Regions from separate parts of the Mus musculus genome. Here region 2 is linked to region 1. A link is a loop called in an ENCODE intact Hi-C map of the cell type or tissue named here. Cell type or tissue: left cerebral cortex. All regions are shown on one strand. Each heading gives the region's core, and the rest is flanking DNA. Links, peaks and the distances in the headings are about the cores only. Region 1 overlaps Tmtc1 (transmembrane and tetratricopeptide repeat containing 1). Region 2 overlaps Tmtc1 (transmembrane and tetratricopeptide repeat containing 1).

What was found. A loop is a pair of places that touch in the nucleus more often than their neighbours do. Peaks named below come from ENCODE experiments on the same cell type or tissue, not always from the same donor. Only the 100,000 strongest peaks of a DNase experiment are listed, where the experiment ranks them.
Region 2: a loop joins it to region 1, with 2.6 times the contacts of the local background. A loop is called at or near these places in 6 of 42 quality-filtered maps.

The regions. Positions count from the first base shown.
Region 1 is chr6:148,332,736-148,348,895 of GRCm38, forward strand. It overlaps Tmtc1 (transmembrane and tetratricopeptide repeat containing 1), which reads right to left. Exons shown (of 20, transcript NM_198967.5): 6 at 3,516-3,597; 7 at 2,908-3,011. Among named protein-coding and RNA genes, the nearest start is that of Gm52483, 95 kb to the left of the region's middle. In left cerebral cortex, for the core only: no CTCF peak of the experiment used is centred there; DNase peaks (open chromatin) are centred at 9,027, 9,198, 9,617 and 10,923; H3K27ac peaks cover 1,768 bases.
Region 2 is chr6:148,247,681-148,263,840 of GRCm38, forward strand. It overlaps Tmtc1 (transmembrane and tetratricopeptide repeat containing 1), which reads right to left. Exons shown (of 20, transcript NM_198967.5): 13 at 15,103-15,211; 14 at 1,808-1,910. The region is part of intron 1 of Gm52483 (a long non-coding RNA gene); the gene reads left to right. Among named protein-coding and RNA genes, the nearest start is that of Gm52483, 9.9 kb to the left of the region's middle. In left cerebral cortex, for the core only: no CTCF peak of the experiment used is centred there; DNase peaks (open chromatin) are centred at 8,112, 8,618 and 12,672; H3K27ac peaks cover 498 bases.

The DNA.
Region 1 (16,160 bases), core at 4,343-12,342:
CTGAAGTCCTAATTCTGCCAAGGATTCCACCAGAGATTGTTGCCATTAGGCTAACAAGCAGAAACAAAATGCAACCTTACCCTTTTGGTGACTGGGATGGTTTAGCTAGGAAGGCCATGATCAGAGATCAAGTGTAGTATCCAGACACTAGGATCCTGAGCCAGATACTGGGGTTTGCTGGTGGCATGAGTCATGAATGAAATACTCAGCTGGAGAGTTGAAAGCATATTCTCTTTCCATGTCCCCTAAGTATTTGTTTCATCTCTCCATCTTGGCTCAAGCACTGCTAAGTTAATGGAGTAGGCTACATGTAACAGTGACGCTAAGAGTGGTTGTTTCAATTCATATACAAACAGCTTGGTTGGAAATCACAAGAACAAACAACATCACCCTAGAGCTGAAATCACTCCACAATTAAAGGACATCACCCCCAAGTTGTGAGTGTGGTGGATGTGGTAGTATGGTGAGTGTGGTGAATTTGGTGGGTTTGGTGGCTGTGGTGGTTTGAATAAGAATGGCTCCCATAGGCTCATAAATTTGAATGCTTGGTCACCACAGACTGGCACTATTAGGAGGCGTGGCCTTATTGAAGTAGATATTCTTCTGTTGGAGGAAGTGTGTCACTAGGAGTAGGCTTTGAGATTTCAGAAGCTCAAGCCAGACCCATTGGCTCACTCTCTCTTCCAGCTGCCTGCCCATCTGGATATAGAACTCTCAGCTACTCTCCAGCACCATGTCTGCCTGTATGTCATCATGCTACCCACCATGATAACAATAAAACTAAATCTCTGAACCTGTAAGTCAGTCCTAATCAAATGCTTTCCTTTATAAGAGTTGCTGTGGTGTCGCCTCATAGCAATAGTAACCCTACGTAAGACAGAGGGCTACCAGAGACAAGATCTGCTGTCCTGTTTCCTTTTAAAGATAAAAAGTAACTGCTGAAGAAGCTATGGACCGGAAGAACCCTTCATCCATGAACTGCCACATCTAAAAATACCCAGACAAAGAGCCTGGAGACTGAATGTTACTGACAGAGAGCTAAAAAGGATAGGCACCATTACCAGGGAGCTGAATTTGAGATGTCAAGCTTAAGACTGAACAACATTTTGAAAGGGTAGGATACTAACAACATCACAAAGTTTTTATACTACTTAAGAGCTAAACCAACGTAAGAGATTTAGGAAATGGTATTCAAGATCATGAACACAGGGCTGGAGAGATGGCTCAGTGGTTAAGAGCATTGACTACTCTTCCAGAGGTTCTAAATTCAATTCCCAGCAACCACATGGTGGCTTACAACCATCTGTAATGAGATCTAATGCCCTCTGAAAATAGCTATAGTGTACTCATATTGATAAAATAAATAAATCTTTTTTAAAAAATCATAAACACAAACAGGTGTCAAAGTAATAAAAGCAATTTTGATAGAATATTTATTATAAAAATATGTCAGATTAGGAAGATACTGGTTTTGAATGCTAAGAAAAAGGTCTGCACGAGAAAAGAGAAGCAGAGCAGGCTGTGTGGTCTAAGGGAAGGCTGACTTTCACCAACCTGACCCTCGGTATCAAAAGATAAAATACATAGATATTTAACAATGAAAATAGAAAAATCTCGCAAAATGTAAGAAAACCATACAGGCAAAACAAGTAATGAAGTATATTCATTAAAACATGTACACTACATTGACAGGGCAAAGACTGATGCCTGACATAAGATTGGGGGTCAAAATTCTGCAACCTCTAGGAAATACCAATAAGCTCAACTATAAATCATCCACTCATCAAGTTCAGTTTTAATCTTTGTTGTTAGCTGATGGTGGTGGCATCTGTCTCTCATCCTAGCATTCAGGAGGCTGAGGCAGAGGATCTCAAGTTCAAGGTCAACCAGTGTCACATAGTGAGACCCTATTTGAAAATAAAAGATTTGTCATGTTTTATATTATATTGTGAAAATATATATATATCAAAATAGTAAAGGTTACTTCCATAAAATTAATATTAAAATGATATAACATTATAAGATATTCATAGCATATTTGACTATGAAAATAATTAAACATGGTATCTTAATGTTTAAAACACCACAGAGAATATAATCTGAAGTTATTTAAATTGATAACTGTGATCATATCTTAAAGCAGTGCACCACAGCAGACTCAGTGTGCCCGGAGCATTCATCAATATCACCTCCTAATTCAACATCTTCTAGAACTTCTGAGAATGTAAAAGGCACAGTTAGCACTATCTTTGCAAATACCATTCCTTTCTATTTGTTGTTCTGAGCCTTCCTTGGTTTTAGGTTATGTTGTCTAACCAATCTCTGCACACATCTCTGTGCTGTGCTCTGTAATGCTTATTTTAAAAGCCACTCAATCCAGGCGGTGGTGGTACACGCTTTTAATCCCAGCACTTGGAAGGCAGAGGCAGGCGGATTTCTGAGCTTGAGGCCAGCCTGGTCTACAGAGTGAGTTCCAGGATAGCCAGGGCTTTACAGCCCTGTCTTGAAACCCTGTCTTGAAAAACAAACAAACAAACAAACAAACAAACAAGCCACTTAAAGGATATGTATATTATAGACAATAAGCATCTAATAAAATAGTTGTCAAATAAATAGATATATACCAGTGAGAACCAAAGCCACAATTCTGCCCAGTTAGAATTGGTTGAAAAGAATTTCAAATATATGAAACAGAGTTTCCCTTTCTATCCTCATGCTGACTAACTTATGATCACTATCTCCTCGAAATGAAAAGCTGGCCTGTGGTTTAATAATACTGAACAGGTGCCAGTATGTATGAACTCATTTGCAACGAGACCTGTTATGTTGTACAAATGATTTATGGCAATAAAAATATCCAATAAAACTAAGTACCAAATAAAGTTTACAGAATGTACATGCACTGACCTTGTAAGGATGTATGGCGAGAATGAAGCTGGATTGTCTTGCTCTGAGAAGAGGGGCATAGTTCCTCCCATTATCCACAGGCGGAAATACAAAATGACAGTCACCTTGGAGGAATGAGAAGACCTGATGAAATGTCTACCAACACCTCTTCCATCTTTGTTCAAGCATTCTGATCATCTATGAAGAAGTAGACTCAACTGCCCCCTCCCCTTACAGATGATGGATGACCCTGACTGTATATCACAACATAGGAAATCATCCAGCTGAGCTTCCAAGCTGAACAAGCAGCAGGTGCTCTATCTATGCCTCTGGGCACCAGGACTGGATGTTCTGTGCAGCAGTAGATAACTAATACAGCCAGGTCATTTTGAAAACTCTTCAAAAGGACTCTAAACTCTGTGTTGTTCACACTATGCCACTGGGTTCCCATATGTGCCTCCATATATACCTCTGCTCAATAGTAACATTTACCACCTGCAAACCTTCCTTACAAGATTATATTGACAGTGAGTTTATTAAATAATCTAGAGCATATCCCTGAGTTGAAACACTCATGAAATGAAAACACCCTTTACTAGTGACATTTGAGATACATATTATATACTTACATAACTGATGACCAAAATGGCCCGCTTTAAAAACGGTCTCAAGGTAAGAAGGAAATTTCTGTTGGTGCTCCCAGTCAGACACCTGAAAGAGGAAGGGAAAAATGAGGCTATTAAGAGCAACCATCTACAGCACAATGTTCCCCTCTGTGAAAATACTGAGCTCTGAGAAAACACCAAGAACCTGACTTTGGAGCCAGGGCATGTGGGTTTCAACATGGCATTCTGCCACTTACAAGAAGTGAAACTGCAAAAGCACCTTGTATTTGCCTGATGTAACTGTCATCTCTGTCTGTTAAGCTAGGCCTAGCCTCAGAAGCTTCCAGCCTCCATACAATCTAATCCAGGTCTAGAATGTTTCCAGCCTCTGAGACTTACTGCTGAATAAGCTCACCCTTTCTAGTTCTTTCTGAACTCTGGCTGGCTGGTTCAACTTAGCCATTCTGGCTCAACACCTCTCCAAGATGACTAATCCAATCTGGCTTCTCTTTAGCCTCTGACTTTTAGCTCTGCTTGGCTTCAATCTCTGGCCATCTGTTCCAATTGTCTGGTTCCTTCTTACTCTCTGGCCTGTTTAAGCTTGTTCTCTGCAACCTCTCTGTAAAACTCTCCTGGTAAAACTACCTCCTTCTTTCTCTCTGTACTCTTCTCTCTTCTCTCTCTCTCTCTCTCTCTCTCTCTCTCTCTCTCTCTCAACTCTGAGTTTTCCATAGCAATCCAATTTTCTTTTCTTCCCCTTTTTTTTTTAACATTTATTTATTTTATGTATGTGAATATACTGTAGCTGTATTTAGACACACCAGAAGAGGGCATCAGATCCCATTAGAGATGGTTATGAGTCACCATGTGGTTGCTGGGAATTGAACTCATGACCTCTGGAAGAACAGTCAGTGCTCTTAACTGCTCAGCCATCTCTCCAGCCCTACTGCTCTCTCTTAAGTAGCTTCCCTTTCCTCTCTCTTCTCATGAGAGTTAGGCATATCCTACTCTGTCGAATCTTTCTGTGATTTGGCACTTTGTTTGCCACTCAATCAGACATCACTTTCAAACATGGGGGCTTCCTTCTACAAACTAACTTTATCTTCATTGTTTGGAATTGAAGGTGTGCTAAGGGTGTGTCTATATTCCAGCCAGAGGGATTAAAGGTGCTAAGGGCTAAGCCACATTACAGCTGTGTAGTGGTTGGTCTGACGCTACTTGTATTCAAATGCTAAATTCTGTACCCCAAGATCTGGTTGCTCCAAGATGAGACGATCCTCACATATACTAGCTTTTGTTATATAAACCTTGCCTTCCAAGTTATCCGTTTATAAAGATACCTATAGCCTGTAGCTGGGCAGAAGAAAAATAGGGAGGGCTTTGGTTCCTGGGCTTGGGTCTGAGGCAGAAACCACAGGGGAAGAAGACAAGGAAGAAGAAGGAAAAAGGCACCATGGGGTGGGTGGATCCCGTGTGCACGGCCATGAGAGCCAGCCAGTTGGATGGAGTAGAAATAGCCCAGGCAGAACAAGGCAAGTGATATCTCAGGATTATTGGCAGGGAGGTGGACAAAATAGCTTAGACTGCTAACATCTGCACAGCTTTAGTGTTTTAAGACTCATTATAAATATAATAGGTTTATGTCTTTTATTTGGGAACTAAAGATCTAAGGTGGAGTAGAAACCCTCAAATATAATTTACCACAACACAACTAGAAACAGTTTTTCTTTTCAATAAATTACACAATCTCAGGGTTCACAGTGTGATCAAATATCCTGCAACAGGAAACAGCTTTCTTCATTTCTTTGTACATCTATTGTGCTCATTTAAAAGACAATAATATGTACTCTGTGGGAATATTGTAAGAAATAAGTGAGATAACATATAAAACAGGATGTAGTCTTGTTAAATAATAAATATTACCATCTCATCCACCCCTGATAAACCTGTATACTTTGATAACATTAGTCTACTTTTACCTCTTTATATAATTTGAGGTACAATGTCTTCAACCTACGAAAGATCTCACAATTGTTGAAAAACAAGGATACCAAGATTATGTGAGGTAAAACACACAGTGCTACTCATACATACTGAGAGGTCTTTGATCCACCCCAGAACTTGCTTACTGTCCTCTGGCCTGGGAAACAAATTAGATTTTAATATTAGCTTCAATAAGGTCAGAGATTAGTGGAGAGCCCACATCTGCCACAGTCCCCACTGGTTCAAAGTAGAAGCTCCAGCTTTGTGAATGGGACTGGCTGGCTTCTGAGGTTAACAAGCCCCCTGTGAAAACATAAAGGGTCCATATCCCCTCCATGGGAGCTTGCACATGTGAGTCAAGCAGAGAAAAAAAAGCTGAACTCAATCACATAATCCCACTGGCATTTCCCTGTGTCTTATTCTCCCTAATGCTTTTCATTTAGTTCTTTCACTTCTGTTAAGCCTTTCTCCCCTCAAAGGATTTTCCTCTTAAAATTTGCATTTGAATAATGGCTCTTTACTGGAGAGAAACTTTGGCCCAGACTTTGCCTTTCAGTAACACCTGAGTGGGTTAAAATCCTGCAGAGACAGGCCCACTTTGTGCAGGCTCAAGGAAGATACGTGGCCACTGTTGTGCAGCAAATGCTCTGTTACTGCAAGGAAGTGTCATCTTCACTCAAATGCAGGTCTCTCTCGCTCTCTTCTTTTATGTCTCTTCCTCGGTGCTCCCTTTCTCTCTCTTTTCTTTCTTTCTCTCTTTCCTTCTTTTTATTTTATTTTAAATTTAATTTTTGCATTCCATATTCTATTCCCCAGCCCCCCATCCATCCTCTGACTGCTCCACATCCCACACCTCCTCCCCACTCCACCCTACCTCCACGTGGATGCCCCCAACCCCCACCCCACCTGAACTCTAAACTCCTTGGGACCTCCAGTCTTTTGAGGGTTAGGTGCATCATCTCTGAATGAACACAGACCCGGCAGTCCTCTGCTGTAAGTGTACTGGGGGCCTCATATCAGCTGGTGTATGCTGCCTGTTTGGTGTTCAGTGTTTGAGAAATCTCAGGGGTCCAGATTGAGACTGCTGGTCCTCCAGCAGCTTCTTTCAGCCTTCCCTAATACAACAACAGGGGTCAGCTGCTTCTGTCCATTGGTTGGGTGCAAATATCTGCATCTGAATCTTTCAGCTGATTGTTGGGTCTTTTGGAGGGCAGTCATGATAGGTCTCTTTTTGTGAATGCTGAAGTGCCCAAGTGAGGATACCTCGGTCCCACTTGGAAGAGAGAAGAACAGCTGGGGAAATCACCATCCCGAACCTCAAGCTTTACTACAGAGCAATAGTGATAAAAACTGCATGGTATTGGTACAGAGACAGACTTGTTGATCAATGCAATAGAATTAAAGACCCAGAAATAAAACCACACACTTACAGTCACTTGATCTTTGACAAAGACACCAAAAATATACAATGGAACAAAGAAAGCATCTTCAATAAATGGTGCTGGTCTAACTGGCTGTCTGTGTGTAGAAGAATGAAAATAGACCCATATTTGTCACCTTGTACAAAGCTCAAGTCCAAGTGGATCAAGGACCTCAACATAAAACCAGATACACTGAATCTAATAGAAGAGAAAGTGGGAAAGAGCCTTGAACTCATTGGTACAGGGAGAAATTTCCTAAACAGAACTTCAATGGCTCATGCTCTAAGATCAACAATTAATAAATGGGACCTCATGAAACTGGAAAGCTTCTGTAAGGCAAAAAACATAGTCGATAAGACAAATTGGCAACCTACAGATTGGGAAAAAATCTTTACTAACCCCACATCCGATAGAGTGCTAATATCCAAAATATATAAAGAACTCAAGAAGTTAATCACCAAAAAAACCAAACAACCCAATCAAAAATGGGGTATAGAACTAAATAGAGAATTCACAACTGAGGAATCTCAAATGGCTGAGAAGCACCTAAAGAAATGTTCAAAGTCTTCAGTGATCAGAGAAATGCAAATCAAAACGACCCTGAGATTCCACCTTACACCAATCAGAATGGCTAAGATCAAAATAGCAGGTAACAACACATGCTGGAGAGGATGTGGAGAAAGAAGAACACTCCTCCATTGCTGGTGGGATTGCAAACTGGTACAACTAGTCTGGAAATTATTCTGGAGGTTCCTCAGAAAATTGGAAATAGATCTACCTAAAGATCCAGCTATACCACTCTTGGGAATATACCCAAAAGATGTTCCACCATGCCACAGGGGCACACACTCCACTATGTTCTTAGCGGCCTTATTTGTTATAGCCAGAAGCTGGAAACAACCTAGATGTTCCACAACAGAAGAATGGATACAGAAAATGTGGTTCATTTACACAATGGAATACTACTCAGCTATTAAGAACGAGAACACCCTGAGTTTTGCAGGAAAATGGATAGAACTAAAAAATATCATCCTGAGTAAGGTAACTCAGACCCAAAAGGAAATGCATGGTATGTACTCACTAATAAGTGGATATTAGCCAAAAAAAAAAAAAAAAAAAAAAAAACCAGTACAGAATACCCAAGATACAGTCCACAGAACTCAAAAAGCTCAACAAGCTGAAGTGCCCAAGTGAGGACGCCTCAGTCCCACTTGGGAGAGAGAAGAAAGCAATCACAAGTGGGAAGGGAGTGAGAGAAAGTAGAAGGGGGGGGGGGGCATTGGTTATCTGGTATTGGGTGAGGGAAAATGATTGAAGCCCTGAGGGCCAGCAGAAAAAAATGTAAACAGGCAACCTCAGAAAATAGGAAGTTGGGGGACCCCCCAGAATGCACCAGAGACCTGGGAGGTCAGAGACTCCCAGGACTAAAGGGGAGGGACCTTAGATGAAATGCCAGACAGTAGGGAGAGAGAACTTAGAGAGCTCACCTCCAGCAGGAAGACAGGGCATCAAGTGAGGGATAGGGTTCCCATCCCACTGTCATAACTCTGACCCATAATTGTTCCTGTCTGAAAGAATTACAGGGATGGAAATGGAGAGGAACCTGAGGAAAAGAAGGTCCAGTGACAGGCCCAAAGTGGGATCCAACTCAAGGGGAGGTCCCAAGGCCTGGCACTGTTACTGAGGCTATGGAGTGCTCACAAAAAGGGACCTATCATGACTGCCCTCCAAAAGTCCCTTTCTCTTCTTAAGTCTCTTCCTTTCTCCTCTTAGGTCTCTTCCTTGGTGCTCCCTTTCTTCCCTTTTGGGTTCATAAAAATTCCTGGAAGTGACACATACTCAGAACTGGCAATCCAAGTGCTTGATGATAGAGAAAATAAACAGGCATGAAGCCATCAAATAGATTTTGCTGCTTACAAGTTCTAGACAAGCCCACCCACCTTCTAGAGCTGCTTCTGAGTCCTTCCTTCTCTTCTGGGACCTCAGCAGAGAGTTTGACATGGGCCAGGCCAGGAACATGTGCGTGCATTTACTGAAGCAGTCCTTGGCTCCTATGTTTGGGTTTGGGCAGCTGGCTTGTTATTCCCATAGTAGCACAGTAGCACAGAACTGCACATCCTTTTCTGGGCTCTGCCACCTTGTGACTGTCATTTTCAGGTAAATTAAACCAAGACTAGGCCTTGGCACTTCTGTTTCTTCAAGGATGCAGGGTAGCCCACAGAAGGCAACTAAAGGAAACAGACAGGGGCCAGAAAAAGATGCTAAGGAGGGCAAGAGTGAGAATGTAACTGAACTTTCCAGGCAGTTGCTCTTGGAGGCTCTATTTCTCGAGCTGCCTCTGTGGTTTGCTTAGCAATGGAAAAATGGGAAGTGGCTTTCCTTTCTATAGAACAAGCCACAGGCTTTAGGGTTTCCTTGAGGTTACACTTAGACAAAGCTGCCGTACATCATTTCTGATGGTTTACTACAATGGATATTTTAGTAACTGTATTTATAATGTGTCCTCTAGTTCAGACAGTCTTGGTAAAATTCTATTTCCACAAAAAGGAAATAAAATAGGGTAAGGGTACCAGATGATTTATTTTCAAAATATAGCATCCCAAACTCATGAAAGCCTGAAATGGTACAGAGATTCTTGGTGGAAAAACAAGATGTCAAGATTTCTATTTTAAGGCGTGGACCATAGTAATGACAAAATGAGACACACAACATGGTGCCATTTCTGGAGAAGCGTTAAATAGGTGGGAGTGTAATGTGCTCTGTTCTTTACATTTCCTCCTCCACTCCACCTCAGAATTAGACTTGTGATTTTTCCCTATGGCCTGAACAATGACCAAGAATAGCAGCAGCATTAGTAATAGTCACAATTAACAGTACATGCCAGACATGAATTTTTATAGCTTGTTTGCCATTTACAATAATTCCATGAGACCAAAAAATTAGAATAATTTTTAAACCTGATTTCTCAGTGATTCATTTCAATCATAAAAGCATGCTACTACCAATACTTTATTTACTTATTTGTGTATTTGTTTATTTTTGAGATGTCACTAAGTTGTCTGTTATACTGGCCAGGTACTCAGTATGTAGCCCAGGCTGTCCTCAAACTCATGGCAATCCTCCTAACCTAGCCTCTATTATACTGAGACTATAGATGTATACCACCAAGCCTGGCTATATAGTCAAATTTTCCCTGAAATTTGCACATCCCTTAAAAAGCTACAGAAAGTATCACCACCACCAAATTCCAAGCCACCACGAAAGCACTACACTCAGAACCACGGATCGAGGCTTCTGTCCTTTTGTGTTCATGGCTTGGATCAAGACTGCAGTCTTCGCATTTCCTTCTTTATCAAAGAACTAGGTAAATAGTCTCTGAGCTCCTAAAAAATTGAAATTTCTGGATACCTTCATCAACTAATGACATCACAAATGACCGAAAAAACACAGAGTAACCAATCAAGAAAAATGGATGCCACAGCATTCATAAAGAAAACACGAGTGGATTCTCTACTTTGAAGAGATAACCTGAATGTTGAGCTGTACACAATGATTTAGTGCCAGCATGAGAGACTGTTATTGTCAAATGAAGCATTTTAAACATCTTTGATTTATGCAAAATAAAAACAAAAGATGAAGATTTTCTGAAGTGATTTCCCTAATCTATGCTCCGCCTACATCCCAGATCTCCTGTTATATGAAGCAGCCACCTTTGAAGGCAGACAAGCACATCACTGCATGTCCAGGACACCCTTTCCTTCCCTTCCCTTTCAGCTAAAACTATAAAGTGAAAGCTGAGCATGCTCAGAGATGCTTTTGTCTGCCATTCTCCAGGATCTTGAACTTAGCACATTCCAAAAATGTCTCTACAGTCCTTGCTTCTTAATCACAAGCTTAAACTGAGCATGATGCTATGTGCTCAGTTCTGCGTGAGCATGTACTTGTATAGGCTCCTGATGAAATCCCCGTGCTTCCCATTTAGAGAGAGAGTTGCTGTGTAAGTGATTCCTTTGCTTCCCTTGCCTGCAGCACACAATGACCTTCCATCTTTTATTTCATGGCGGTGCTCCTTTTGGCTTTGGGCTTACTAAGACTCAGACCCACTGTATTTAGTTACACACCCACTTCTCAGATGTGTTAATTTAACTCAGTGTTAAAACTGACACTCATCCTTCAGTTAGTCAACCCTCAAACCCTGGGGGAGACTTTAGCAGAGACCAGAACAACAATAACACCAAATCACCTACCTACCATCTTGAGTGATACAGAGTATGTGTTCTTCTGAGTCACCAACCTTAGTTAATGCAGTTTCCATGTCAGTAGATATTAGCAAGGATAACAATTCTTCAGTATGATTAGAGTCAGAACTTTCTTCTATGTCCATCTGAGTACGTTTTTAATAAGTTACACTTTCAGCAAGAACCCTGCTATGTCAGTTTTCCAATATCTCCTCTCGCTGCGCGTTGGTTAGTTCTTGTCAACTGAGGGAACCTTGGAGGAGGGAACCTCAGTTAGGGAAGCACCACCATAGATTAGTCTATGGGACTGTCTGTGGGCATTGTCTTAACTATTGATGTGAGAGGGCGCATTCCACTGCTGGTGGTGTTACTCTTAGACAGGTGGTCCTGGAAGGCATAAGAAAGGTAGTTGAGAAAGCCATGGAGAACAAGACAGTAAGCAGCATTCTCCATGGTCTCTGATCCAGTTCCTGCCTCTAGATTTCTGCCCTGGTTTTCCTAATGATGGACTCTGAGGTATAAGCCAAAGATACCCTTTCCTTCTCAAATGGGTTTTGGTCAGTGTTTTTACTATAGTAACAGGAAACTGAACTAGAATACCCTGGGTATATTTACTCACCCTTGTAACCTGGTTCTTCAATTCTCCACCAGGTGATACCTGGCTACCCTGGCCAGTCTTCAGCCACAGCCCATATTTCATTTAGACAGAATTCTTTTTGTACAAGGTTTTCATACAGGGGCTTTCTAATCCCAATCCTTACTATGAGCTCTGTTCTTGGCTATAAATTTCCACTCACAGCTATAGTCAGGGTTAAACTCAAGCCCTCTTTCTTACTACAAAATGCCTTTGTAGTAATTCCTGAACATATCTCAACAGACCTGCCCAACCTTAAAGACAGTCTTCCTTCCCATGCTTCACAAGTATTATATGAATAGATTTTCTTTCACACACACTTTAAGATCAATAAAGCCTAGTAACCCAAGCAGTAGTCTAAAGTCCTTCCTTTTCCACCTCTCAACCTCTCCTTTTGTATTTCTCTTATTCTCCAGCACTAGACTGGAGTTTGAAATGTTTTGATTTGAGATGTAGACAGCAGGGTGAAGGATGACAACTATCTGAATAGCCCTATTTCCCTTTTGAGGACGCTAATGACTAAAATGGACATTATATTAGTTAAGATTCTCCAGCTTTTCTCAGAATCTGTAAACCACAAAACCACATAATCTTTGCCTAAGTGTCAGCTACAGATGGTGAAACCAGCTGTGTGGTGGTTTGAATAAAAACGGCCCCCATAGGTCCATAGAGAGTGCACTATTAAGAGGTGTGCCCTTGTCAGAGTGGGTGTGGCATTGTCAGAGAAAGTGTGTCAATAAGGCCCAGGCTTGGAGGTTCAAGCCAGGTCTAGGGTGGCATTTACTTCCTGTTGCCTGCCAATCCAGATGTAGAACTCTAAGCTACCTCTCCAGCACCATGCCTGCCTGCATACCATGATAGTTCCAACCATGATGATAACGAACTAAACCTTTGAATTGTAAGGTAGCCCCAATTAAATGTTTTCCTTTATAAGAGTTGCAGTGTTCATGGAGTCTCTTCATAGCAGTGAAACCCTAAGACAAGCAGCTAAAAGTCACTGTGCAGCAGTACACCAATCACTTACATACACCACCACAAATACCTCCAGAATTATCAACCACACTAACTTAATTTCCGTTTCACATTCAAAACAATAAAGGACATTGGTGAAGAATTACATATTCCGAGGGCAGATAGAAGTTAAATTCAGATCTTTTGGAATGACAATCCCAAAACAGTTTTTCTTGAAAGAAAATTTTTTTCTCACTTTTCTAAAATATAGCAAAGACATTGCTTACATTTGAAAAGATTATAAGCTAACCATAAACCAAAAAAAGTTAGAGCCCTCTTTAATGCACTGCCTTGAACCCACAAGTTCCTCCTCTTCACTGTGTCAGCAGCAAAGCCTCTCCACAGAGGGTCAGGTTTGGATGTTGCCTTTCCCAGTCCCATGGTTCTGATGGGAGGTAGGGGCTGTTTTGAGAATCCAGTGGTACATTTCTAAGTTCAGCCCCTCCAGAAACCCAAATCCACCTTCCACACCCAACTCTGTAGCTCTGGTAAATATTTCTTCCAGAAACCTCAAACCCTTAAAATTTCCTCTTTTTTACAAAGAAACCTTTACTTAGATTATCACACAGAACAGTGGACCTAAGACTGGGAGACCATAGGGGAGAAAGATGTTCTGTTCGCTTAACCATTATGAAAATCAAAAGCAAACTAGAAGGGAACAAAACACTCAGTTTCATAGTTTTACAAAGTTCAGGCTGTAGAAGTATGAAGACCTGAGTTCAATTTGTAACACATAAAAAGAGCTGAGCACAGTAGCATTTGTGTGTAATCCTAGAGACAGAGGTTCTGGGGCTCAGTGGCCAGAGTCTATCCAAACAAGCTCTAGGTTCATTCAGAGACCCTAACTCATAAAGTAAGGTAAAGGGAAACTAGAAAAGATATTTGATGTCCACATCTGGCATCTATACATATGTGCATACATGTTCATGCATGGACGGACACACACACACACACACACACACACCAAGAAATGTGAACTGACTCGGAGAAGATCATGGTCCTTCCATGTCAAAAGTCAATTAAATTGGGCTTCATTAATTTAGTCAAAGGATTCTCTTCAGATTTCCTCTACAATTAGTTCAGTCGTCATTCCTGGTTTTTAATTCTTTCTACAAGGAATGATAAAAATTCAGTTTTGTCTTTCAGCCATAGTCCCACCACAGTACTTGGCAGGTGCCAGTTACTGTAGTGAGTGTTCCCACCTTCTTTTCATGTTAACCCTGCTATGACAGGACCAGGGTTTGTTCCTGCTAATAAAGCATAGACCCTTCACTTGGGCCTGCAGACAGCCAGTGGGTATCTTAAACAGGTGAAAGCCAGACATCTCTGCCCTCTTTCCAAATGGTAACTTTGCTTCCTCAAATGTTAGGAAGCTCGGTTATGAACATAGATAGATTAATTGCATATGGGGTGTCTCATAGATATAAAATCACAGTGCTTACCTCAAAAGGAATAATAAGAGACAACTAATTCTCAAAGACAATTATGAGTGACTGTGGCTAGGTCACATTTAGTTACCCCAAATAACATATTCCAATATGGTAACAGTTTGGTGAAGTTTTCATACTAACATAACAAAGAAAGTCATAAATCCAAGCATCTTTCAAGTACATTAGTAGAAAACATCAGGTAGGCAAATTACAGCAAAGTGGGGACATCTTTGCTATTGGCCTTGGATGCTGTCTGACAATATGCTTAGCCTTTGAGTTGTGGTGTGCACCAGTGGTCTGTTGGGACACTGCAAAAAGGACTTATCTAATAGTCGAAATAGATTTTAGGTAGAACACAGAGGTGAGTGATTAACTGTGATTTCGAAGACTAAACATAGCCCTAAATAATTTAGCCTTTGGACCTGTAACATTCAAGCTGTCCACAGTCACCAAAGCTTTTAGTCATCCAATCAGCCTTGTACAATGTACACAGATACAGCTTTCCATCCACCCCCAGGACTTTAGTTCACAATGTCTAAACAATGTTAATGCAAGGTTAATTAGCCCTAACTGTTGATGGCTTCCTCCTCCCTCTTCAGAAATGAAGAGTCATACATATCACAGTTAACTGGGACCCTGTTGTAAGTTCTGTATTGTTAACGGGCATTTATGGATGCTAATGGCATTATGCTTTTAGTCTTAGTCTGTATGTGAAAACAAACAAACCCCAAAACAAAACCACAGACTGGATAGTTTATGAAGAACAAAGATCTGTTTTGTTTTGTTTTTTCTTCATGGAGCCTGCAAAGACCAAGATCAGCACCAACACTGACATCTGATGATGTTCTTTGTGCTCTGGAGAGGTGAGCTCACCACAGTCTCTTTTACAGAATCATCAATAGCTGGGTGTAGTGGCTCATACCTGTAATCCCTGCACTCAGGAAACTGAGGCAGGAGGATTGCTGTGAGTCTGATAGCCTGAACCATGTTATAAAACCTGCCTAAGAAGCTCTAACAACAACAACTCCCCTAAACCTCCATTTTTTAATGCTTCTACAGCATAAGGCTCACCTAAATTTGGGTACTGGGACTCAAATACTAATTAATTAGTATAGTTTATCATTTTATAATTATCATTTTATGATTTGGTAGGTCTACTAAGATTTTCCATACATATGATTCCAAGTTCTGGAAGACCTTTTAATGAGCATCCCTCAAAAGCCAATATATTAAGGGTTGCTGAGGTCTAAGCTTTATGCTTTCCCTGTACAAAGGTGATTCAGAACATCCAAGTGGGAAACAGTGACAGGAGAGGAGGCTGGCTGACAAGGTCACTGAGCCATGAGATGTCAAACCAGTCAGCCTCTCAGAGATGAACAGTCAGCAGCAGAGTAGATTAGGGTACACAATGGAAAATATAGCTGATACCCAGGAGGAGAGAAGACAGAAAAGTCAACCATGGCTAGAAGGTAGTGCAGACAGAGTACTGACAAGACAGATTGAGGCAACCATGGTGGAGTCTGGGTTTGTTGTTGTCAGGGGTTTTGAGTTGGAGGGGTGTGGGTTGGGAGAAATGAGACAAGGTCTCAAGTAGCCTAGGCTAGTCTCAAGCTCACAATGTAGCCAAGGCTGGCCTTGAACTCCTGATTCTCCTGTCCCTGGCTCCTGAGTGCTAAGATTATAGGTAAGCACCACCATGTAGAGGCTATGTTTGTTTTTGTAACAGAAAAGAGTCATAAAGGGACTCTGTCCAAGAGACAACTGCTACTCCAGCAGCCCATCAGCATCGATGGGTGTTGACGCAGGCCCATGTTGAGGGTGATTAGAGGAGAGATGATGAGCACCAGAAATCAGACCAGGATTAGGTTGGAAATTCTACAACATGGGATTGAAGAGCAGATAAAATATTCATATGCTATTATCATAAGAACCAGTGAGACAAGAGTGAGGTA
Region 2 (16,160 bases), core at 4,966-12,965, 84 kb before region 1:
GCCTCTTATGCTTGTCTCTACCTAACCTTGGACCATTTCATTATTCACCAATATGTACAAAGAAATTAGTAACAAGTCAGCAGTGTTGTTTGTTTGAGATAGAGTCTTAACCTTTAGCTAAGGCTCGCCTGGAAATCACTATGTAGCCCAGGCTGGCCTTGAACTCATAGAAACCCACAGCTTCAGTCTAAATGCTATGATGACAGGCATGAGCCACCACAACCGGTCATGGTTATTTATCTAAGACACCATTGCTTCCCACTGTACACAAAACTAAACAGGCCACTGTAGAAAGAACACAGGCCTCAGTAGATTATAAAAGTCTGCTTTAAGATATGTGGCAATGCTGTCTTAAAAACCTTTTATTGAAACATTTCATTGAAACATTGAAAATAGTTTATTCAGTGTTATTTGTGTACGTACATGCATGCATGCCTGCGTGCATGCGTGCGTGTGTGCGTGCGTGCGTAGGTGCATGGGTGCATGAGTGCATGTGTGTCCATCTCATTGGCCTCAATGGTTGCATTTAATGTGACTTTAAACATAGTAGCAATGTCTCTTTGCATTTGCCCAATGTGTACATTAAAACCTCTATGCTCACAAGGCCTCCACAGAAGTTTAGGATCCTATTTAGATACCTTTTGGGATTCAAGAGGTAGTTTTTAAAACCACCCAAACAAAATGATCTCTTTACACACACACACACACACACAAACACACACACACACACACATACACAGACACACACAAACAGGTAAGGTCCTTAAGAGACTTGATAACAAAAGTCAGAGTGAGACTCTAGTCTCCCTGATCCAAGAAGGCCAGGAAACTAGCTAAGTGACTGAATTTCAGAATGGCCCAAAGGGTAACTAACACATTGAATCCCTGGTCTCCACACTAATTTTCCCAGTTATGCTCTTTGAACACAGGCTTATCTAGGACCATGTCATAGGGTATTCAGTGATTCATCAGGGTTCTCTCCAGAGGCTCCTGTTGAGACTGCCGTGGAGTTGAAATGAAACGACAAGCTTTGGTTCAGGCAAGTGAGCAAGTGTTCTTCTGGTCTTCCTACTTTAATAATGTATTATCATGTGTCTAATGATCCAGCAGGGGGCACCACACAGCAATTTTATATGCAAAAATAAGCTTGCTTTCCTTAGGTGAGCCAAATGTAAATTTATATTCTATTCAACAAAAAAGCTTCACAGATCCTAGAAAATGAAAATCCTTTCAAGAATTCAATATCTAAAAAATAATAACCAGAACTGAATTCTCCTGAAGGACAAACAGTCTGTGAGCCAAAAGGACAGAATGGAACTTTTGTATCAAAGCCAAGAGTCATCACATTACTTCTGAGGATTCATTACACATGAACACAGGGGTCTGCACAAATCACAGAGGAAAATGAATCTGAGTCCAGTTCCACCCACCACAGGAGACCAATGTATCAACTGCTAGAACATCAAGAAGAAGTCCCAGAGGCTTTTAAATAAAGTCAGTTATAGAAAGTAGCCAGCATCTGTTGGAAGGTAGGTTTGGAGGTGGGTGCTCATTGAGGGAGTACAGCGCTGATGTACAGCCCTGTGGGTGTGATGTAAGAAAGTCAGGATACCTAGGCTTAAGGCAAAGCCACTTTCTGCACAGGGAAGTTTCATTATAGACACAATTCTGAGTTGAGCTTGGAGATTTAGACAAATGATACCCTCACACAGTGTAGGGTGGTCAGAAGTGTGGGCCACCTGCACAGCTGGTGACTGTGCCCGTGTGAGAGAGAAAAGGAATCTCAGCAGAGTGGCATCTTACTCACCAGAGTCAACTAAGAAAACTGCATAGTTGTTGTGTAAGTCTGAGCTGTCCGGACAGTTCTTTATTCCAGCCTGGTAAATGTCCTCAGCTTCCTTAAATCTTTCCTTTAGCAGGGAACAAAGAAAAACAAAGTTTTATGAAATTAACAATACAAGGAAGATTCAGAGTGAGCAGGGAAAAGAGAGAGTGCTTACTGAGCCAGGCACTAAGACAGACATCATGGGCTGTGCCTGAATCCAAGTCTACACTAACCGTGCACAAGCATAGTGTACAAGCACAGGTGTGCTCAGTTCCTACCACTGCAAACGTGCTGGTACTTACTAAGATGAAGGGTCTGGATGGACCCAGACCTGTGTGTGGAAAAGGTCTGAGAATGATCTTTTAAATGGGTCCTCTTCACCTGCTGGGCTTGGAGGCAGAGTGCTCGGGTTGACAGAGAACACTCACCTTCTTCCTACATCCCTCTAAGATTTGCTAGGTAAGTTTTCTGCGTATGCTTGTTTGTGTGTGTGTGTGTGTGTGTGTGTGTGTGTGTGTGTGTGTGTGTGTGTGAGTGACAGAGCCCAAGTTGACCTAACCTCATTCCATAGCCCAGGCTGGTCTCTTAACTCACTACAAGCCTCCTGCCTTAACCACATGAGTGCTGGGATTGGGGACAGGTTTTAAGAAAGATGAGGAGAGACGCCTGGTTAAATGAAGGGAGGACTCTGTCTTACCCCTTCTCTTCTTGAAGTATTCCCACAGCTCACTGAACTCTGTGCTCCTTGCCTTATTAAATCTGTGCTTTCTGGGGCCTGGAGAGATGGCTCAGTGGTTAAGAGCATTAGCTGCTTTTTCAGAGGACCCTGTTTCAATTGCCAGAACCCACATGGCAGCTCACAAGTGTCTGTAAATCTAGTTCCAGGGGACCCAACACCTTCACACAGACATAAATGCAGGCAAAACACTTAAGCACATAAAGTATTTTAAAAACTGCATGTCCAACATTAAAAGAATGCAATATATAAAAAGATAAATCCATGTTTTCTGAGTTGGCCTCCACAAAGCACTTATCTGTCTCCTTGAGGCATACCTCCAACCCATATGGCATACCCCACACCAAGCACCACACCTTCAAAAGATCATTTAGAACCAGCTAGGACCAGTTAGAAAACTGCCCTCCTGGTCTGTGTACCTTAACATATTTTAATCATTTACAATTTAATAAATTGTAATTCAGAACCCAATGATTTACAGATATTTTTCCTATAGTTATCTAAAACTATTATATTAACTGTTCTTTTGAAAACACATAGCTTAAAATTATGTAAATAACCAAAAGTTCTGAGAACTATCCAGAAACTATAGTTAACAGTTTTATTTTCTAGTACTGCATTAATGTCAGGTAAAAGAAGGCAATCCAGTACAAAGCTCTTTGCAATTTTCCGTATGCTAAAAGTTTATCACAAGTCAGACATTTGAAAATGGACACCTCGGCCAGTCAGTGAAGGTGTGTGTGGTGGCTATCCTTCATGCTGCTCAGCAAGCCTGGCTGAGAGATCTGGAACCTGGTGGGACCCCTGGGGCTCTTCATCTCATATGGAACCACCAGTGGTGACTAAGTCCAGTTATTTTAGCACCACTGAGGAGGGGGAAGTTTCTGGGTGACAAGATTTACTTATTGAATCAGATCCATAGGCCAGCAAAATGGACATTTCTCAGATACCTTCTCTAACTGCCAAGATCAACAGCTGTCACATTCAGAGAAGATGGATGAAAAATCTCAAAATAGGTACTTTAGATCTTAACAATAAGTCTGAAAGAAAGCTTTTGTTTGTTTGTTTTTTGAGACAGCGTTCTCTGTGTAGCCTTGCCTGTCCTGGAATTTACTCTGTCCTGAACCTACACTGTGGCACTCACACGCACATGCCCATGTACACACAGATACACACACACAGGCACGCACATGCCCACACATGCATATGTACATACGAATGTACACGTAGATGCATACACACATACATGTCTCCCCCCACATATTCATACACACATATATGCACACCAATGCACAAATACACATACGTTTTAAAAAACAAAACAAAACGAAATTTGCATCTTTACCTACAAGCCCCTATCATGGGTGGAAAGGAACTTACAAGGTCTCCTCTCTTCTTGAGGAGCTAATGTCAGTTAATGGTTGCTGGGGAAGGAAGATACTTCCTCCTCATTGGTATAGCTTATTTAAAATAAGAAAGTCTACATAAAAAGTGCACTTATATATTTAAAAAACCTTCCAATGCAAAAGGACAGTGGCATTAGCTGAGATATTTATTACATTTTATTATTTTGGTTGTGGGAACAGAAATCACAGCCTCACGTGTGCTACTGAGGGAGATCCTGGCCCTATTAATTTAAATCTTTATAGATCTCTTTAATGTTTGACCATTATTCATATTCATACCAGCTTTCCCGACAGTGGTATTTAAGTGGTTTCTTTCATTGTTAGTTGAAGTATGAAGAAAATTAGACCTGACAAGATGAAAAGCAGAAAGGGGCTGTCATTTAGTCAGCACTACTGTGGAAGACGCTCAGAGCACTGTCCAAGGCAAGGTGTATTGACTGTACAGGCAGCGTACAGTGGAGCATCCTAACAACAGGAAACAGTCTCTGACACAGCCACAGGTCTATACCCCACCCAGAAGTGTGTTTGCTCTAAGCAATAAAACAAGGCAGCCGTAAAGTAACCGTTCACTAGTGGGACACTGGGAAGCTCTAGATGTGTGTCTGTGGCAGTCTTGGGGAGCAGAGGACTCATGGATTGACACTCTGGGAAGCTGACCAGTCTGACATCCCGTGGCTTTATAACCTCCTGCAGACTACTCAAGACAGAGCAGCTCCAAAGCTGAAGCTGCCCAGCAGGCCTGCTTCCTGTCTCTTCACTTTCACCACTGTTATTTTCTTTACCAAACAGTAAACGATCAACTTCAAGAGATCACAAGACATTTATGAGAAATATTCTATCAATATTTGATGTCTCATTTTCTTTCACATCCAACTGAAATGAATCAACTAGCTTGGCGTTCTTCCTCCCTGAGGAAACATTTGGCATTTTCTAGTGCTGCATGCCTTTGTCTCTCAGCAGAGTGTGAGCTCTCTCTCTGTGTGTGTGTGTGTGTGTGTGTGTGTGTGTGTATGTCTGTGTGTGGTAATGGAGTAAAAGAGAAATGGCTGCTTCAAAGAGGAAAGCCAGACAGAGAAACAATGAAGAGGACACGGTGATTGGGAAGGAACAGCAGAAGGACCATGGGTATGGGGAGTAAAGTGTTAACCAAGATGGGAGAGGGAGTACGGTCAGGGGAAAGGTCAGGGGAAGGGGGAAAGGTTGGGAAAGGGCTGAGAATAGATTAAGCAGAAGTAAGGACAATGAGAAAGTCTTATGACCCACTAATATGCAAAATAATTTCAAAATCTGATTTTTTTAAAAAGGAGTTCAAATGGAGGTGCCATTTATGAGTTGGCAAAACAGCTCCAGAAAACTGTGGTAAAAATCATGAGATATGTCCCTAAGCGTCAGTTGATAGTCCACCCCTAACTGAGCAACAGTCGGCAGCTGATAGCTCTGGGGGAAGGAAAATCTTTCCTCTAGGGAGACTGCTGCTTTGGTGGATGGGGGCCCACCCCCTGCCCCTACACTGACTGAACTCAGTGGGTTGTTTAAGGAAAAAAGAAGAAGGCATGAAGAAGGGATGTGTTAGGGGAAACGGTGGGATGGTAGGGAGGAGAAAATGAAGAATGAATATGATCATATTACATTGTATACATGTATAAAATTCTCAAGGGTAAATTAAATAATACACACACACACAAAGGAATATACACAGAGCATGCCTCTACAGGAGTGACACAGGGGACCAGGAGAGAGGAGACCTGCAAGTGTAAATACCTCAAGTGTCCGATTCCAGCTTTCCCTATCCCATTTACCCCATCCTCTACTTTTGCAGGTGTGAGACATATGGTCTACTCCTGGCCGGAAACATTTTCCCCTCAGTCTTCATGCATTAGCTTACAGGAGCTGGCACAACCTTAACCACATTGGCTCACATCCCCAGACATCCCCCTTGATGCAGAGTGCTCTTCACACTGCTGCAGGGCATTCAGACTCCCTGCTCCAACATTCCCTTTCCACGACTAGGTTCCAAGAAGACAAGACACAGGACTTGCTACTTGAGGAATCTCTGGTGCTTAATAGGATTTGTATGCTCAGTTACCAGGAGCTAAATAACTAAATCAATACGTTCTTATATTAGGGTTCATTCCAAGTTGACTTAGCTGTGAGCGTGGACTGTGACTGAACCAATTCATGACAGACTCCATCCCTCTTACTAACTCACATGTTAGATCTTTCACTCTGGTATTAAATAAAAACACATCCCAAAATATATGAAAGGAAAATATTTTATAGCTGTTTTTATATTAATTGAGTTTTTCAGTAGGTTATAAACCTGATGTTAGCAATAATTTTCAGTGGCCATGTTAATCCCAAAGACAGGAGGAGAAAGACCATTGACAGGAATCATCATGGCAAAATTAACTGAATCAAGCAATTCACTCTAGCAAGCTTTTTATTTGTGTACATGGGCTGCCTCCCCCTAAGGTGGGGTTCAAGAGGTCAGCATTGGCTGTGAGAAAGACAAGGTTTTTATAGTTCAGGGGTAGGGGGCTTCCAAGTAGGGATTTGGCAGGGTTACGGGAGCAGAGTGCAAAAACAGACATTAGTCCTAGTGACCTCCTGAAACAAAGACATGCTTGCAAGGTGGACATAACAATAGGCAGTCATAGGTGGTCAGATAACCTTTTGAAACAAAGGTAGAGTTGCAGGATAATTATAAACAACTTTTTGAAACATAGATGGATTGCCTGCAGTTCCTGGAATAGGTAGTTCAGAACCATTTGTAGTTAAGGTTGGTTATAGCCCAATCCTTGAGAAACAGAGGTTTAATCATTAATTAGGAATGAACCTAATTTGTCTTTACCATACAAAGGCTTTTAAGCCTAAGATGGAGGCAGGTGGTTCTTCAGTCTGCATCATAAACAGTATTAATTTCATTTCCTTATTACTATTGTGATGCAAAATTATGTTCTCTGTGGTAAGGGGTAGATGGCTACAAGTTCCTGTGGGCTCAGGACCATTTACAACCCTGTCTGAGAAGCTCAGCGTCTACCTGTGAATGCTCGTGGAGATCGGGGGAAAGCAAGGCAACAGGCAGGCCGTTGCCACCCCAGACTCTCCTGGCATCAGATTTTTCTACCCTTCTGCTGTGTGTATAAAGGAGTACTCACATTCTCCAGTGCCCCTAACAGCTCAGTCATAAGCTTCCAGTGTTTTGTTTAGATTTGATTTGTTTTGCTTTGTTTTTCTCAAGTTCTGTCCACCTTGTTTTTGAGACCAGAGGTTCCTCTGTCTGGAAGCTGAGACTCACAGATCTAAGCTGGCTGGCCAGTGAGCCTCAGAAATACCTCTCTAGTGCTGGAATTACAAGCACCTAAGAATTCTGAGGCAGAATGACTTTATTTCTAGACATTCCACTGAGTAGGGGATACATGTCATTTCTCTGATTTTAACACATCACCCATATCCTTGTGTAATAAGAGAAAAAGCTGATCTCATTTTCTGCCTGAGTTTGCTTTTCTCTGGCTTTTCCATAGTAGAAGTGGCTCCCTGACCTGAAGAGGTCAGGCTGGGCCTCTGTTTCTTTGAGACTCTTAGGTTTCTACTCTCAAATGCTGGGATTATAGGCCTAAGCCACCATTCCCCATCGCCATTAGAATTTTCTTCTCTTTTCTTTCTAAAACATAAACAAATAATTGAAAGTGATTGTTCCCAAATTTCCCCCACTGAAATAGCTAGCTGGAAAGGGTAATCAATAGTTTGAATGGCAGAAGTCAGGACTAAAAAAGTCCTAGAAAATCAGAAATTTCAGGTAGAGACAAAGAACTTTGGTAGAAACATATCATTCTGTGTAACTTAAAAGTGGTTTTATGGGACTTGCAATAAAAGGAGGCCTCAGCTTGCCACTGAGCAGCTCTGTTAACAGCCAGACCTCAGAAGCAAGCCCAGAGCAGCTAAGACAGAAGCTTCGTGCAGGACAGGCTCCCAAGGTGTTGATATGCTAGTGAAGCAGCCCCAAGCTGTGAGCCCTGAGCAAAGCTACTGCCCAGTGAAACTATGCAAACATTGTAACTTTAGAGATTGTCTCTAGGATTGCACTGCCTACCCCAGAGACACAGCTTTTCTAGTCTGTGTGTTGAAACCCATCAGCAAGAGGCTTTAAGACTGTGCATGGCCTTGCCTTTAGTGACCATTGCACTCCCAGACTCCTGGGCTCACACAGGCCTATTTGTCAGTCCTATTTACTATTCTATGCTCTCAAGGACTTCCTGGACCTTTATCACTGTTCCCAGTCTGTCAAAGCTGAGGACTTAACTGTAGGCATGGGTAGAGCCTGAAAGCTTATAAAGTATCCTTACAAGAGAGGGTTTCCCAGTGGAACTCTACAGCAGCATTCTTTGTCTGATCAATTGTTCCTGGCTTGGTGAGATATCTGTTTAATCTTCATATTAGCACAATAGTATAATAAATGTTTATGTGAATAAGCCAAACATATTAAACCAACCATATTCAAAAGGCATCCAATTGCCAAGTGCCTCACGGCCCATATGCCATGCTCTCTGCAAACTTAAAAATAAATGTACATCCTTTCACACAGCTTTCGGAAACTTGACTGCACATGGGAGATTTTATTCTGTCATTGCTTCCAGTGTGACACTAGTCCTCAACCACAATCAGCATGTGTGTAGGCTGTGTGTGTGGCAGATCGTAGCTCTGCTCAGGGAGAGTGTGCAGGCTGACTGAGGTTTAAGAATATCACTTCCATATTTTCTGGGGTTTGAAAGTCTAAGATGCTGTTAGAGGTAACAGTGGAAAGGGGTTGCTTCAAAGTCTGTCAAGTCCAAGGGTTTTCCTCAACTCCTGTTTGCTACATTGTGTATCAGAAACCTTGTTTTATCCCAAAAGAATTTCAGAGGTTAAGATAAGATGTGTAGACTCAGAGAAGGGAGGGGCCCTGAGTTCAGCCCAACAGCTGTCCTATCTCTTGTGTGAAAACCAATTGCCTTAAGGGTAGAAGAACCCTTCAGACTTTTCAGTGAGATTCTAGGATCCTAAAGCATTTCACAATAACCTTCCCTCTAGAGTAGGAAAGCAGCTAAAGGAAGTGCATTTTGTCAGAAAAGATGAAGGTCTTCTGTGTAATTTGTATTCACAGCGGTTGAGCTCCAACTGTAAGAAATTCAATAATTTTTTATATCAGTTTGCTATGTTTCCACAGAAAATAACTTAATCAGGAAATCATTTCAAATATCCTATCTGAAACTCCTGAAATTCAGCTAAGGAAAAAAAAATATGTATATATATACACATACACACACACACACACACACACACACACACACACACATATATATGTTATCCTTTAGAAAATTTTGCCTGAAAAAATGCCTTTGTTTCATTGAACAATCAAACAACAAATGGCCACTTGGTTAAGGTCTGCCTACTGTGTTAGTGATGTGATGGTCCTGGGTCCTAATATGAATGTCAAGGTCAGTGAACATCTGGACCACTTTAAAGTGGTATCTTTAACTGAACTCAGAGTTCATCAATTTAGAAAACGAAAACAGCAGAAACTTTGGAATATCCACTAAAGACCATTACTTTTCACAGTATTAACACACAAATGGTTTATCTGTATATAAACAATGACACTAATTAGAGTGGAGCCAGACAGCAGTAGGGATATATCCAAGACCATGCTTTCCCTAAAGAAATCTGTCATTAGAGGAAGATAAGTCTGAAACACTAAAAATCAATGTTTTGTTTTAATATTTTTAATGTGATGTGGTGTAGGTGTGTATGTATATGTGTGTGTGCATGTGTGTTCACACTTGCATGAACTCATGTGTAAGTACATGCATTTGTGGTATACATGCATGTGTGTGTGTGTGTGTACATTTGTTAAGGGCATGGATAGGGGGGCTTGAGGTTGACAGTGAGAGTCTTCCTTGATAGTGCCCCACTTTATGTATTAAGGAAGTTTTTCTCAACTGAACCCGACCTGAGAATCCCCTGTCTCTGCTTCCCAAGTGCTGGGATTACTGGTAGGAATCATGCCTACTTCACTTTTTATGTGGAGTCTGTGGATCTGAATTCCAGTCTTTAAGTTTTCTCAGCAAGCACCTTCCCTACTCAGCTATCTTCCTGGCCCACATGGTTTAGATTTCATTTCAGGATAGTAACCCAAGAAATGAAAATACACGACATATATAAACATGATACAATTTGTATGCTGATGTCATGGCTTGAGGGTGAAATGTCTCTTTCAGGCCATTTGGTTCCCAGCTGTGTTGCTGGTTTGCAAACAGAATCTCTAGGATGTGGGTTCTAGGTAGAGGAAGTGGGTCACTGGAAGCAAATCTTGAGATTTATAGCTGGGCCTCCTTCCTGTCTGCTTTCTGGACCAGTGAGATGTGAATAGACAGTGGTCAAATATTCCCACCACAGAACCACCTGCCATCATGACTTTTCCTCCATGACAAACTGTACCAACAAATGGTGAGCAGATAACCCCCTCCTCCCTGAGCTGCGTTTGTGGGGTTCATGTTCACAGCAACAGGCAAAATGCTAAACACAGAGATCTCTGGAAATATAATTCAACGCAGAATGGAAAAGTGAACAAGGTTTGGACAGGAATTGGAAACTGAATTGTTTTATAAGGAAGAAGGGATTTAGAAAGAAAGAAAAGATGATCCTGAAAAAGGTGAAGTGTATAAAGAGGTATCAGTTCATCAAGAGATCCCAAGACAACACTTGGGTATCACTTGTAGATATAACTGAACATTGCTTGAAGTTGTGGTGTTTTTTCTTTAAGAGCAGTAATTCAGTGTCTACTGCCTGCTTAGGGAGCTGGAAGAAAAGATCTGAGCTGGAAACTATTTGTACAATCAACACACACACCTCATTGTTGATAATGAAATCAAGGCAGGAACATGAACTGAATATGAATTAAGAAAAAGGCAAATGTAGAGGTAAGAACAGCACAAGAGAGAAGCAGACAGTGCAGTCCAGATGGCCACCAGTTGAGGTGAGATGAAAAGGGGAGACAGAATTGACCTTCCTAGAAAATACAAGATCTTCATGTACCAGATTAAGAAGAAAATAAAAACTAAATGTAATTTAGGAGAAACATGCAGTCTTTCCAAGACTGAAGCACAGATCTCCCACTCTCAAGATCTGCCACGTCATAAAAACTCAATGAATGGAGTAAGAGATGATTGCTATGACCTCACAGCTGCTTCTCACACTAGACCCCAGGGTAGGGCAGGGCAGGGCAGGGCAGGGCAGGGCAGGGCATCACAATAAGGCACAACTCAATGAGAGGACTGAAGTGGGGACTGCACACTCTCCAAGTTTATTTACTCACACATCTGGAATCTACTAACTGCATACAGCCTGGCAGGTGTGAGACTACTACAATAATTACAATAAATGCCCTTACAGAGTCAAACATTCTGGAGGTGGATGAAAGAGCATTAGCCCACCGAGCTATGTTAGATAACATAAAGCTGTAGGAAATAAATACACAGGAGGACAAAGTGATGGGAGACATGACAGAAAGTAGACAAAGGGTCAACACGGTACTGTGTAGGCGGCGACTGCACGGCAGGAGGGAAGACGGATCTGGGTAGAGATGTGTGGTGGTTGAAGAAAATGCCTGCACAATGAGGTGCCTGACATACCTAGGTCAGAGGCAGAGGCAGGGTGTGTCTCTCTGAGAGATGAAGGGGTCAGGGTGAAGAGAAAACGTGATCCCGGGGGATGCAGGCTGTCTTTTCCCTGTGAGCCAAAAGTTGTCAAGGACTGAAAGCATACATCATGGAGGATCACCTTAATTAATTAAACACTGTAAAAAGTCAACATTCAAGGAAGTCATCTATTCCAGATAGGCTTTCTGACTACAGCCTATCTACACTGTTTAGAGAACACCGTGCCTCTCTATCTGCAGGTGCAACAAACCTCAGATCAAAAATAGTCAAGAAAGAGGCTGAGAACACGGTTCAGGGGTAAGCCTTATAAGCTTATATGTACGTCTTGTGTGCCTGAATCTGAATCTCTAGTTTCACACATGGACATGTGTGTCTAACCTCAGTGATCTGGGCAAAGACAGGCAGACCCCAGAAACTCACCAGCTAGCCAGTGTATCCAAGAGAGTAAACTTTGGTCCAGTGAGGGACGCTGACTCAAAAGAATAAGGCAGAAGGCAAAAGAGAAAGGTATTAGATATCTTTTTTTTTCTGGTACACATACACACACAAATAACACTCAGAAAATACTATGCCTATACTGAAGTTTCTTTTGTTTAGTCCCTAATTAATAAAGTATAGCAGCTATTTCTATAGCTAGTGTACACTGCACTAAGTTTAAGTAATTTAATGATGTGCGTAGGAGCTGTTTATCTATGATGTCATTTTATATCTGGGACCCACAAATCCACAGATGTTTATGTCTGAGGAACGGTCTAGAAATGGCTGTATTAAAACACAGTTTGTAACTTCTGTCAGTTGAATATTTATAGACTATTCTAATTTTGCTACTGGTTGGAACTTATAAAATGTTTAAAATGCAAATTGTAGCCTCAGTAACCAATGTGTGGGCCAAACCATTCCTTATGTTTAGCTAGCAGCTGCTCCAAGGCATCTCTCAGTTTGACTTTTAAAAGAGGACTGGCAATTGATTGACAGCAGAACCTACAGCTATCAGGGTCACTTTCATGTGTCAACAAAAGCAGAGCATCCGTTTATATAAGATAACTCATGTGCATTCCCCAGGGCAAGGGGCAGACAAACACAGCACACCCTGAAAATTGGTTTCAAGTCATTCAGACAAGTGAAAAGGAGACAGGGATTCAGAGCACAACTGCTCATGCCAGAGATGGTCTCCTGGGGGCCTGCCTTGCCATCTGTTCTTCCCTAGCAGGTTTTAAGATACAAAATCATCATAGCACAAGTAAACAGTAATAAAAACATGGAATGTGAGACCACACAGGAGTTCATTCTGGAAGGAATGCCAAAGCTCTGGCTAGAAAACCCCTGAACAAAAGGGAGCACTCGCTCCCCCACCCCCACTGCCTCTCAGAAGCAAGCAACATAGGAAGAGCAGAGCAGACTGGAGCTCACAAAGGGTTGAAGGTTAGCATATTTCTCTGTAATTTTTTAATTAAAAAGTTTTTAGAAACAATAGCAAATGTCATATATTATTCTTGACATACTTTGTCTCCAAATGACAGCAGACACATCACGGACAATAGTATCCTTCTGCCTTTGACGCCCCTCTCCTTGTACAGTGAGAAAATTGGGCTTCTAGTGTTGATCAAGAACAAACTGAGATTATACCTAGAGTTTGACAGGAGCTGCCAATTATTAGTTATGACAATTCTATAAAAACCTGTGATTAGAATTGTGTTTGCAGCCTTTGTCGTGCTGCCGCTCCCTAACGCCAGCCGCCTCTAGCTTGCCAAGCTCCAGAAGAAGGGGGTGGGGGTAAGTAAGGAGGTGTCCATAACAAGGTTCATACAAAGCAGACTGCCCACAAATCCACCCATGGTAAAGCACCCAGGAAACAACTGGCTACAAAAGCTGCTCACAAGAGTGCACCCTCTACTGGAGGGGTGAAGAAACCTCATAGTTACAGGCCTGGTTCTGTGGCACTCTGAAATCAGACTCTATCAGAAGTCCACTGAACTTCTGACTCACAAGCTCCCCTTTCAGCTTCTGGTGCAAGAAATTGCTCAGGACTTCAAAACAGATCTGTGCTTCCAGAGTGCAGCTATTGGTGCTTTGCAGGAGGCAAGTGATGCCTATCTGGTTGGTCTTTTTGAAGATACCAGCCTGTGGGTGGGCTATCCATGCCAAACGTGTAACAATTATGCCAAAAGATATCCAGCTAGCATACCGCATACACGAAGAACATGCTTAAGAGTCCACTATGAGGTGAAACATTTCATTCTCAAAAAATTTTTTTAATATCTCTTAATATCAATGGACTCAATTCCCCAATAAAAAGATATAGACTAACAGACTGGTCATGAAAACAGGACCCAACATTTTGCTGCATACAGGAAACCCACCTCAGTGACAAAGACAGACACTACCTCAGAGTAAAAGGCTGGAAAACAATTTTCCAAGCAAATGGTCCCAAGAAAAAAGCTGGAGTAGCCACTCTGATATCGAACAAAATCGACTTTCTACCTAAAGTTATCAAAAAAGATAAGGAGGGACATTTCATACGTATCAAAGGTAAAATTTACCAAGAGGAACTCTCAGTTCTGAACATCTATGTGCCAAATGCAAGGACATCCACATTCATTAAAGAAACTTTAGTAAAGCTCAAAGCACACATTGCACTGCACACAATAATAGTGGGAGACTTCAACACCCCACTCTCATCAATGGACAGATCCTGGAAACAGAAACTAAACAGAGACACAGTGAAACTAGCAGAAGTTATGGAACAAATTAATTTAACTGATACTATAGAACATTTTATCCTAAAACAAAAGGATATACCTTTTTCTCAGCACCTCATAGTACGTTCTACAAAATTGACCATATAATTGGTCACAAAACAGGCCTCATCAGATACAAAAATATTGAAATAATCCCATGCATCCTATCAGATCACCATGGACTAAGGATGATCTTCAATAACAACATAAATAATAGAAAACCCACATACACGTGGAAGCTGAACAACACTCTACTCAATGATAACTCGGTCAGGAAGAAATAAAGAAATTAAAGACTTTTTAGAGTTTAATGACAATGAAGCCACAACATATCCAAACTTATGGGACACAATGAAAGTCCTAAGAGGAAAACACATAGCTCTGAGTGCCTCCAAAAAGAATCTGGAGAGAGCATACACTAGCAGCTTTACAGCACATCTAAAAGCTCTAGAAAAGGAAGCAAATGCACCCAAGAGGAGTAGACAGCAGGAAATAATCAAAACTCAGTGCTGAAATCAGCCAAGTGGAAACGAAAAGAACTATAAAGAATCAACCAAACCAGGAGCTGGTTCTTTGAGAAAATCAACAAGATAGATAAACCCTTAGCCAGACTAACTAGATGATACTGTGATGATACTGGCAGATGCACTTGAAAGTAACATTTAAAAAAACACTTCTGAAATTAAATGGAAACAATTACCTGCTCCGCCAGTAGGGAAGCCAAGCTTGAATAGGCATCAGCAAAATCTGGACCATATTTAATGGATTCCTTCAGCAGCATGATGGCTTCTTCTGTCTTCTCCTGGGACCTGCAGATGACAGAGGGAGGCCACCTTTCATGAGCACTTGCTGCAATCCTCTGCTTAGACTTCAACATTTCATAGCTTTTAGCAAAGATTAGGTAGTTCGTCCTGGATTTTACTGTGTTTGATGTAGATGTTTACTGTGTTTACATGTAGATGTTATGCCAGTTGTGTCTGGATTCTCACTGGAAAGCAGTGAGGAGATACTGGAGATTCATCACTGACTCTGGCTGCTGTGGTTTGAATGTGGTGAGCCCTGCAGGCTCCTGTCCCTGAGCAACATTTGCTCCCCAGCTGGTGCAGGTGCTGTTATGGAAAATTGTGGACTGTTAGGTCTTGGGGCCTAACTGCATGATGGGAAGGGTGTAGATGTAGATTACTGGGGAGAGGCCTCAAGGTTGTACAGACTGTCCATTTTTTTTTTTTTTTTTTTTTTGCTTGACTGTGGACACAATACCATCTTTTATAACTGGGAACCCAAGAAAATGTTTTCTCTCTTAAATTTCTTGTCAAGTATTTGGTCTTAGTAGCAAGAAAAGTAGCTAACACACCTGCTATGCACTGTTGGGAAGTTTTACTGAAGAGTCTGTAAGCCTGTTAACAAGAAACACTGAACCTCAGGCCAGCACTCTGGGGACATCACCTGGGCAGCATGGAAGTGGGTACAGTGATGTGAAGATGGCCCGTCCTCATTTCTAATAGCACCACAGGTCCAAATCCATTTTACAAAAACAATTTTATGTTTATAAATGTGTATCTCTGTATGTAAAGTTCATGTGCAGCTCCAGACGAGGGCACGGGATGCCCTGGATCTGGAGTTATGAGTGTTATGATCCAATGACATAGGTCTCATAGGGAACTCAGGTCCTCTGAAAGAACAACTAATAATCTTAAAACTACTGAGCTTCACAGTCTGATTTCTTAGTGATGGCTGCTGGTCTAGGACAAACCCGGC